2 separate regions of the Homo sapiens genome follow, and region 2 is linked to region 1. A link is a loop called in an ENCODE intact Hi-C map of the cell type or tissue named here. Cell type or tissue: dorsolateral prefrontal cortex. All regions are shown on one strand.

The links. A loop is a pair of places that touch in the nucleus more often than their neighbours do. Peaks named below come from ENCODE experiments on the same cell type or tissue, not always from the same donor. Only the 100,000 strongest peaks of a DNase experiment are listed, where the experiment ranks them.
Region 2: it touches region 1 in a loop (5-fold over the local background); 4 of 110 quality-filtered maps call a loop at or near these places.

The regions. Positions count from the first base shown.
Region 1 is chrX:145,819,429-145,824,428 of GRCh38, forward strand. It overlaps SLITRK2 (SLIT and NTRK like family member 2), which reads left to right. Exons shown (of 5, transcript NM_032539.5): 2 at 1,046-1,108; 3 at 1,920-2,456; 4 at 2,577-2,725; 5 at 2,955-5,000. The coding sequence starts at 2,998. Among named protein-coding and RNA genes, the nearest start is that of SLITRK2, 4.1 kb to the left of the region's middle. In dorsolateral prefrontal cortex, no CTCF peak of the experiment used is centred here; DNase peaks (open chromatin) are centred at 1,600 and 2,063; H3K4me3 peaks cover 4,842 bases; H3K27ac peaks cover 4,735 bases; H3K27me3 peaks cover 4,746 bases.
Region 2 is chrX:145,726,881-145,731,880 of GRCh38, forward strand. No RefSeq gene overlaps it. Among named protein-coding and RNA genes, the nearest start is that of SLITRK2, 88 kb to the right of the region's middle. In dorsolateral prefrontal cortex, no CTCF peak of the experiment used is centred here; DNase peaks (open chromatin) are centred at 827 and 2,921; H3K27ac peaks cover 3,641 bases; H3K27me3 peaks cover 2,920 bases.

The sequences.
Region 1 (5,000 bases):
GTAAGTCAGCACTTTCCCTGGTTAAGAAATGACCTCATCTGTAAAATGAACCTGACTTCTAAGGTCTTGTTCGGCTCTCACGTCTTTACTTCAGTTAAATATTGACATAATACATGTTTGTTGAATGAATGACTGAATGAATAAATCTTATTGCTCTAGGAACTATGTGCTTTTAACCTTTGGAAATACATAGAAACAAATGCCTCCTTTGCTAGGAAAGGGAGCTTAATTGTGCTCCCACTGCATCAGACTGCTTCCATCTAATGATGCAATTGCAATACAGGGTGGGAGGCCATCCACAGGGCTGTCCCTCTGCCTCAGAGCTCATCTCAAGTTTGCCCTTCTCTATGGAGAAGGAAAATTTGAGTCTCCAGAAGGAAAGTATTTTGCTAAACGCCAAGCAAGAATTAGAGGGTAAGGGGGCTTCTGATGCCTGGTCCAAGGCTCTTAGAAGAAGAAGAAGGAGAAAGGGAGAAAGCTCAAGAAAATAATGCACAGATCACCAGCTACAGGTGGCCCTAGTGCCTAAGTTTATAAACTACCCCCGCCCTTCCCGGAGAGAAAGGAGCTTGTATAAAGGGAACAATCCTAGAACCTAGGCTTAACAAGGAAGGAGAAGGGGAGAAGCAAGGGTCATTCTGTTCTCAAGTGGTTTGTTGTATCTGTGTGTTTATCTATTCCACATTTGGCCAGGCAGTGGGACTCCGGGAAAGCAAGCTGAAGTGTTTTGTGGGACAGGCACATCATTTGGTCAACTCCTTTTCCCTGGTTGATTCCCTCCTTTTCCTGACCCATCTCCCCCTTCCTACCAGAGGCAACCAAGGCCTTTCCAGGCAACAGCAGACATTATTTACCCCTTGCGAATTGATTCCACAATGGAAGACTCTTGGGTCCAAGGAGCTGTAAGATAATTAAGGAGAAAACAGATAATGAAGGCAAAAATCCAACACCTGGCCATTAGCAATGCTCTGGAAAGGCTATTTAAACCCGCATTGGATATCAGAGCTGGGAGGGCCCATACAGTCTACCTACCTGCCTTTTGCAGATGGACACAGGAAGATCCAGAAGCTAGTGGCACATCTAGCAACAGAGCCAGATCAGAACCCAGGTAAGCTCGGTCTCAGGCCAGGATTCCTTTTCCATCTCCTCTCTTTCTCAGGAGCCAGTCTTCCTGCACCAGCTTCCTCTTTTCTCCTAGCTCCCCTGCCCCTGCAGCCTGGAGGGCTCAACCACCCTTCCTTTGGCTCCCACTCCCAGCTGAGGCTCAGCCTGGCAGTGCTTTTCTGACACCCACTTCTTTTCTCCTTCCTCCAGGCAAGAAGTGCACGTTTAAACCTCATTATCTGGCTAAGTATAAACCTCAGGGAGAAAAGGGGTTTGTTTTTGTTTTTCTCAGTCTATAAGCTAACATTGAGCTGACTTTCAGAGTCCAGGCAAATATGTTTGGTGGGTCACCACCCAGAAAGGAATTCTCTTAGCACTGAATCAGGGCTCTGTATGTAAAGTATAAATCCCCTAAGAGAACTCCTCACCCTCCTACACAGACACATTGGTGCATGCACACACACCCCACTCTCTGCACAGAGAGCATCTGAGCTAGGAGCTGGCAAGTGGGGCACCAGTCCTGTAGCAAAGAGGCACACCACACACACACACACACACACACACACACACTCTCTCTCTCTCTCTCTCTCACTCACACACACACACACACACACACACACACGCTTCTCCCTTGCTTGGGAATCTGGGAGAAGAACCCCCCACCCCCACCCCTGCCCTCCATAGGCATTGTGTAGGTGAGAGAAAGAGGGAGGAGTGAGAGAGAACACACAGAGGGGCCCAAGGAGGTGCCAGGCCATTAGCAGGGCCCCTCCTTGAGAAACCCCTCTGCAGGAGCTTCTCCTGCCGCCAGCCAGGTTGGAGGTGGAGTAGTTCAGAATCAACTGACGCAGCCGGGAATTGAGCTTTGCAAAGCCACTTGCAAGGAAGGGAAGCATCTGCCCAACCCTCCCCCACCGCGCGCCCTGGATCCTCTGCCTGCCCCCTCCCCCGTGACGTCACCCTAGTCCTGTCCCGGGGAGCCTGCAAAGCCTCTCAGATTCAAACTGCTAGACGCACTGCTGCCACCGCCACCGAATTGGAAACGCGCGCCCAGGCTCCGTCGTCGCCTTCGCCCGCCGACCGGGCCAGCCGGCTCTCCGACCTCCCTACAGAATCGCACCCCAGTCCCTCCCTGGCAGCTCGGCTTCCCTCAGCTCCAACTCTTCTCTTCCGCTCCTGCCTCCTGTCGGATTTTTAATTTCTGCGCACCCCCAGTCAAATTAAATCAACCAACAAAAAGCAGGGCATCCCCCCTGGAAGCAGCGTCTTATTTTACCTTGTTCTCCCACTTCCTGAAGATGCTAAACTCCTGGTGGACTGCAGAGGAGAGGGATTCAGTCTTCTCCTGATGTGTGAGTAACCCCCACCTCGCACTGTCTTTCCCATCTCTATCTCTCCTCTACACCTGCCGCCAGCCCCCTGATTCCTGATTTTCCCACCCCCTTTTTGCGCTTTTTTTTTTTTTCCTAAAGCGATTGCGATTTCTGCTGGGAGCTCAAGACGGGCGAGCTGCCCGAGATCTCTTCGAGATACCCCAGGGGAGGAGGAGATGGGCAGGATTTAGTAGGACAACTCGGTTACTAATGACTTGGCGGCTGGCTGCGACCCCCCGGGAAATCAGGTGCAAGCATGTGTGTTCCCGGGGCGCGTGTGTGGGTGGCCTCGGGATGGGGGAATAGGGAGCGGAGAAAAGAAACCGCTTTGGAAAATGCAATGATTTCATTCTGCCGTGTTGCTAACCCCCTCATTCTCCCTCGCTCCCACTCCGCCTCCTTGCTTTACCATTTTTAATCGGGCTTCCTTGTTTCTTTCTTCCCTGCACCCGCTTCTTCCCCCTGCCCCCACCTAAGGTTTGCCTGTAGGTACCTGAGTTGACACCGAAGGTGCCTAAAGATGCTGAGCGGCGTTTGGTTCCTCAGTGTGTTAACCGTGGCCGGGATCTTACAGACAGAGAGTCGCAAAACTGCCAAAGACATTTGCAAGATCCGCTGTCTGTGCGAAGAAAAGGAAAACGTACTGAATATCAACTGTGAGAACAAAGGATTTACAACAGTTAGCCTGCTCCAGCCCCCCCAGTATCGAATCTATCAGCTTTTTCTCAATGGAAACCTCTTGACAAGACTGTATCCAAACGAATTTGTCAATTACTCCAACGCGGTGACTCTTCACCTAGGTAACAACGGGTTACAGGAGATCCGAACGGGGGCATTCAGTGGCCTGAAAACTCTCAAAAGACTGCATCTCAACAACAACAAGCTTGAGATATTGAGGGAGGACACCTTCCTAGGCCTGGAGAGCCTGGAGTATCTCCAGGCCGACTACAATTACATCAGTGCCATCGAGGCTGGGGCATTCAGCAAACTTAACAAGCTCAAAGTGCTCATCCTGAATGACAACCTTCTGCTTTCACTGCCCAGCAATGTGTTCCGCTTTGTCCTGCTGACCCACTTAGACCTCAGGGGGAATAGGCTAAAAGTAATGCCTTTTGCTGGCGTCCTTGAACATATTGGAGGGATCATGGAGATTCAGCTGGAGGAAAATCCATGGAATTGCACTTGTGACTTACTTCCTCTCAAGGCCTGGCTAGACACCATAACTGTTTTTGTGGGAGAGATTGTCTGTGAGACTCCCTTTAGGTTGCATGGGAAAGACGTGACCCAGCTGACCAGGCAAGACCTCTGTCCCAGAAAAAGTGCCAGTGATTCCAGTCAGAGGGGCAGCCATGCTGACACCCACGTCCAAAGGCTGTCACCTACAATGAATCCTGCTCTCAACCCAACCAGGGCTCCGAAAGCCAGCCGGCCGCCCAAAATGAGAAATCGTCCAACTCCTCGAGTGACTGTGTCAAAGGACAGGCAAAGTTTTGGACCCATCATGGTGTACCAGACCAAGTCTCCTGTGCCTCTCACCTGTCCCAGCAGCTGTGTCTGCACCTCTCAGAGCTCAGACAATGGTCTGAATGTAAACTGCCAAGAAAGGAAGTTCACTAATATCTCTGACCTGCAGCCCAAACCGACCAGTCCAAAGAAACTCTACCTAACAGGGAACTATCTTCAAACTGTCTATAAGAATGACCTCTTAGAATACAGTTCTTTGGACTTACTGCACTTAGGAAACAACAGGATTGCAGTCATTCAGGAAGGTGCCTTTACAAACCTGACCAGTTTACGCAGACTTTATCTGAATGGCAATTACCTTGAAGTGCTGTACCCTTCTATGTTTGATGGACTGCAGAGCTTGCAATATCTCTATTTAGAGTATAATGTCATTAAGGAAATTAAGCCTCTGACCTTTGATGCTTTGATTAACCTACAGCTACTGTTTCTGAACAACAACCTTCTTCGGTCCTTACCTGATAATATATTTGGGGGGACGGCCCTAACCAGGCTGAATCTGAGAAACAACCATTTTTCTCACCTGCCCGTGAAAGGGGTTCTGGATCAGCTCCCGGCTTTCATCCAGATAGATCTGCAGGAGAACCCCTGGGACTGTACCTGTGACATCATGGGGCTGAAAGACTGGACAGAACATGCCAATTCCCCTGTCATCATTAATGAGGTGACTTGCGAATCTCCTGCTAAGCATGCAGGGGAGATACTAAAATTTCTGGGGAGGGAGGCTATCTGTCCAGACAGCCCAAACTTGTCAGATGGAACCGTCTTGTCAATGAATCACAATACAGACACACCTCGGTCGCTTAGTGTGTCTCCTAGTTCCTATCCTGAACTACACACTGAAGTTCCACTGTCTGTCTTAATTCTGGGATTGCTTGTTGTTTTCATCTTATCTGTCTGTTTTGGGGCTGGTTTATTCGTCTTTGTCTTGAAACGCCGAAAGGGAGTGCCGAGCGTTCCCAGGAATACCAACAACTTAGACGTAAGCTCCTTTCAATTACA
Region 2 (5,000 bases), 93 kb before region 1:
GTTACATGCAATTAATTAATTACCACCAGGAAGTTCTTCCTTAATCCCCAGAATCAGCAGGACTCCTTCACAGGAATGCTTCTTAAGCACAGAATGAAATGGACTCTCTGACTTCCAAGCCCCTGGGATAGCTTTGGAATTTAGTCCAGCTAAAAAGAAACCTCCTAATTATTATGGCTTCAAACAATACTGTTTTATTTAGGGTTCTCACTCTAATCCTGTGAAAGGAGCTATATAAATCACCAAGTGAACTATACTCAGCCTTTTTCCTCCCCTACTGTCACACCCACATCATCACCAGATCGAAGGATCAAAGCCAACTCCAAGTATAACTGGTATTTGCTTCTCTAGAAAATTAGTTGTCAAAAAATTTCACTGAGGGGCCTAGATATTCACAAGATATTAACAGAGATTCCCCTGAAAAAAAAAAAAAGCTAACGCTGTTTTGACAGAATTCAAAAGATTATGTAACTGTTGGATGATACGCAGTGCTGTAACCCGATATAGCTAATGTAATTTACACTTAATTAGCATAAAGGTTTATTTAAATATTGGAAATCTGAGTATGTCAGTATGACTTTGAATTGATAATTTTTGGTATATCAAAAATAAGATTGAAAAGTGACACTGCAGTAGGGGACTAGGTATCAGAATGAATTAAGACAAGATTCCCTACATTCTTGAAGGCTTTCTTTTTTTTTTCTTTAACCCAGCGATGCTGCAATTAACAAGCCGTGGGAGAACAGAGCTCCATTATGACAAGTTCAGCTGTGGGAAAGCAACCAACAAAACACCACTTCTGAGAAAGGGGAAGCGATGTCAGGGAGTGTCATCTGCTGACGTTTGTTCCCACTGTTACTCCCCTCCCACTCACAGAACTAGGAGCTTTCCTGTCCTTTGACCTCTGAACTCCAAAAGAATGGCAAGCGCCAGTGGAACAGGAGTTTCTGAGAGTCCAGTGTCTATGGCATGTATTTGACAGCTCTGATGAAAAGTATGAGCTGTGAATTAGACTTCCCCTAGCAGAGATGTTTGTGGATAAGGAACCTGCTTAAAACGGTGAGGCAGTCAGAGTGTCAGAGGATTGGGAGACTGAGACTGACATGTGGGCAACAGCAGCAGAAACTGGGGACCTGTAGCCGGGAAAAGAGACGAGTTGGAGGCTACAAAATAGATATCTTCACACAAGAAAAGGAATATTGTCTGTGAAGGGACAATTTATCAAGGTAACAGCACTGGAAGTTTGTGCAGAATCTAGCCATCCATCCATCCGTGCATCCATTCATCCCTCCGTCATCTATGCAGCAGTTTTATAGCTAACTATGGAAAGACGAGCTTTGCGATATGTGATTTCTAGCAACAGCCAGCAGGTGGGTAAAAGTTTTAGGCATGTAAAGGACCCCCCAAATCACACTGCTTTCCTTATTATTCAAAATGTCTTCATAGCTTATATCCAGTGCCTTATTTTCCTATGTAAGTAGTAAAACAGAAATAACAATGAACAGACGAAATCTGTTAACTATTAATATCACAGACTTGAAGACTAGGGATCTTTTCTAGAAGGTATGCCTGCCTTGTTCATTACTAGAAAGCACACATTCAAGTTTCCACTTAGCCCCATTCCATATTCTGCCTCTACCCTAACTCCTGAAATAAACCTACTGTTGTTCTGTTGCAAATAGATCATATTTGGGTCAATTGCAGGTTTTGCAGCTGAAACCTTAATGAGTGAATACAATTGTACTAGAAGAAGTAACTCCCAGGAGCCCAGATTCATGCTTGCCCATACTGCAGAATAATAACTACCAATTATTTGTTATATACCAGAAGATCTATGTAGTGCATCTCAGATAAATCTCACGACAATCCTCAAATTGAGTGTTATCTCAGTGTTTTTTGTTCATTTGTTTGTTTTCTTTTGAGATGGAGTTTCACGCTTGTTGCCCAAGCTGGAGTGCAATGGTGCGATCTCGGCTCACTGCAACCTCTGCCTCCCGGGTTCAAGCGATTCTCCTGCCTCAGCCTCCTGAGGAGCTGGGATTACAGGTGCACACCACCACGCCTGCCTAATTTTGTGTGCTTTTAGTAGAAACGGGGTTTCACCATGTTAGCCAGGCTGGTCTCGAACTCCTGACCTCAGGTGATTCGCCCGCCTTGGCCTCCCAAAGTGCTGGGATTACAGGCGTAAGCCACTGTGTCTGGCTGAGTGTTATCTCCATTTTAAAGAAAGAAAACAGAGGCTTAGACAGTTAACTAACTTGTCCATTCACATGGTTAGTAATGTACAAAGCTGACCCCAAACCAGGCCTTCTCCATCACACTACACTTTCTGGATCCCTCCTACCCCTCCTAGATTAATTACTATAGCATTTATTCAAGTCATTTCAATAGAGCTATTATCAGAGGTATGGGAAAAGAGTTCAATGCCGAATACATTGAAGAATCTGGTTTAAGAAAAGTTAAACAGGTTTCTTTATGGAAGCATTCCTCAATGGCCTCAATAGACAAAAAGGCGTAGGCCTTATTTTTGTTGTTACTGTTATTGAAGAGCAACTCCAAAGACAGAGCAGTAAAAGTGCTATGGAAAAAAATGCAAACTGCTTTAAAATCTACCTTGCAAACAAGCACCATCCCAGTGCGCAGGGACAAGCCCTTCTGGAGGCATGGAACTCGAAGGTGCTGTGCTTTGGCATTTTGGCTCCAGTCCAGCGGAGATGCAGGCTGCCCACATCCTGTTGGGGGGCTAGGGCCAGACAGAGTTTACATCCAGGAGACCCTCCTAGCAAAGGCACTAAAAGCAGCGCTGCCTCCAGGACAATTCATGATCTCCTAGACAGTAGGGCAGCTGAGCGTGATGAGGAAGGGCACTGTCTCTCTGATTCCCAGGGCCTGTCATTTCCCGAGGGCTGGTGGAGCCCGGGGATTGGAGGGCAAGAAGCCCAGCCGTAGTCTAAAGGAATGATACTGAATGGGCCCTGTGTGCTGAGCAGAGAGGAGGAATAGATTTCCTCGCTTGTCCCTGGATACTTGCCAAACCTGAAGTAAGTACTGTATATGGTGAATCATTGTCAGCACCAGCATTGCCAGATGCTGGGCAATGCATATAAAAGAGCCTGCATTTGGAGGCATTGATTTCCTCAACAGAGCTCAGGTCTCTCCTCTTTGCTCCTGCCTCCAGGGTTGCCTCCTCCAACCCTCTACTCTCCACACAGATGCTCAAGAAATCTCCCTAAAGCAGATATATGAGTATATCCTTCCTCTGCATAAAAGTCTTCAGTAGTTCCAGAAATAGATGCTTGGAAATCTAATTACTTGCCTAAGGCCTCATAGCTTCTACTTCCTAGAACAGAGCCTTCGTACTGATCTGGCTTACGCACAAGCTGGTCCCCTTAACTACCACTACTTTAACCTATGGCTCCCATCTGGATGGTTTTGTGATGGTCCTCATCTGGGGACCTCAGCCACAGATGAACACTCCTGCTGGAATTAACCCAGCTCCAGATATCTCTCAGGATTCACCCCATCTTACAGTCATCTCATTGTGTCTTACTTCCCCATTAGACTGCAAGCTTGTTGAGCCACGGAATACATATTATTGAACTTTGTATCCCAACCCACAGCACAAGGCCTGGCCTGTCATAAATGTGTGTTGAATGGATAATACAAAATTTCCTAGGGCCCGTGTCCTGAGCTCCATGTCAAAATCTGTGCATTTGAATTCAAAGATACCTCACTTTGGCTAATCCAAAATATGATACTGATTTCTAGCATTTGTGATTCTTAATACCAAAGCCAATAAAACAAAATTGATATTAAAACCAGAATAAAACAGGCAGGATGCGGATTAAGATGAGTCAAAGTACAGAGAGGTGCAATATAGAATCTGACTCTGAGATAAGTAAAATACATTTTTTTTTAGATAATAGCCGGTATTCATTCCACTATAGAATGGTCCAGCTGAAATCCGTTTTTCAAAAGGTAGTGTTTTCTTTCCTCCTATTGTTATCCTTAAAAATTGAATTTTCAGTTATTCATCATTGAACCTGAAAGCAAGAACAGTTTGAACACCCATTTACCTTGTTCTCTAAATGTTTTAATCAGCTCAGCTTTAATGTTATGAAACTACTCAACAACGCTAAGTATTTATCATAATAATGTATCAAAATACAAATTCAAGTAGACATGTGTTTTTATTTTAAAGTGCACCATCTAGTCTTATGCTGACTCTGACCCAGACTGCCTTAGGGAGGTGCAGACTGACGATCTTTAGTTTAAACAAGAAAGGCCATTTTTTTTTTTGTCCAAGGGCAATAGTGAAACCACAGGTTATCAATTAATATGCTTGCTTGTCGAGTTAAATGTTTTGGTTCCAGAGATCAAATATTCCAGTATGAATCCCATTTTATACAGTGGCTGAATTATGGGTCATTATATACATATGTTAGCCAATCCCAGCACAGAAGGAACTGGAACCAAAGTCCTATCAGTTAGTCTGAGTCATGAAAGTGGATGGAGTTTCTCTTGATTCAGTATCGCCTTTTACTGGGCAGCAGGTGCAGCTTTTACCAATAGAGAAGGGACATTGTTGGGGTCATGCAGGGGGCAGGTGGGGTGTCATTACCTTCTCTAATATCATGTGTCAGTTTAGAGCCTTGCCTATCTTCTTCACTGCAACATTCCTAGCATCCAGCCAAGTGCTAGGTATGTACTATGTTCTCAATAAAAATGTGATGAATGAATAAATGTCACTGGATTAAAGGAAACTTAGGGAATAATTGACAGAGAGTTAATGCATGTGGAAATTAAGAGCTCAAACACTCGAGTCACACTGCCCAGTTTTCAACCCCAGCTCTGACCTTGACTACGTGTGTGTTCTTGGGCAAATCCTTTTACTTCTCTATGCCACCATTTCCTCATCTGGAAAATGATGATGCTACTCATACCAATCTCAAATAGTTATTGTGATGATTGATTTTAAAGCCTGAGAAGCTCTTCGAAGA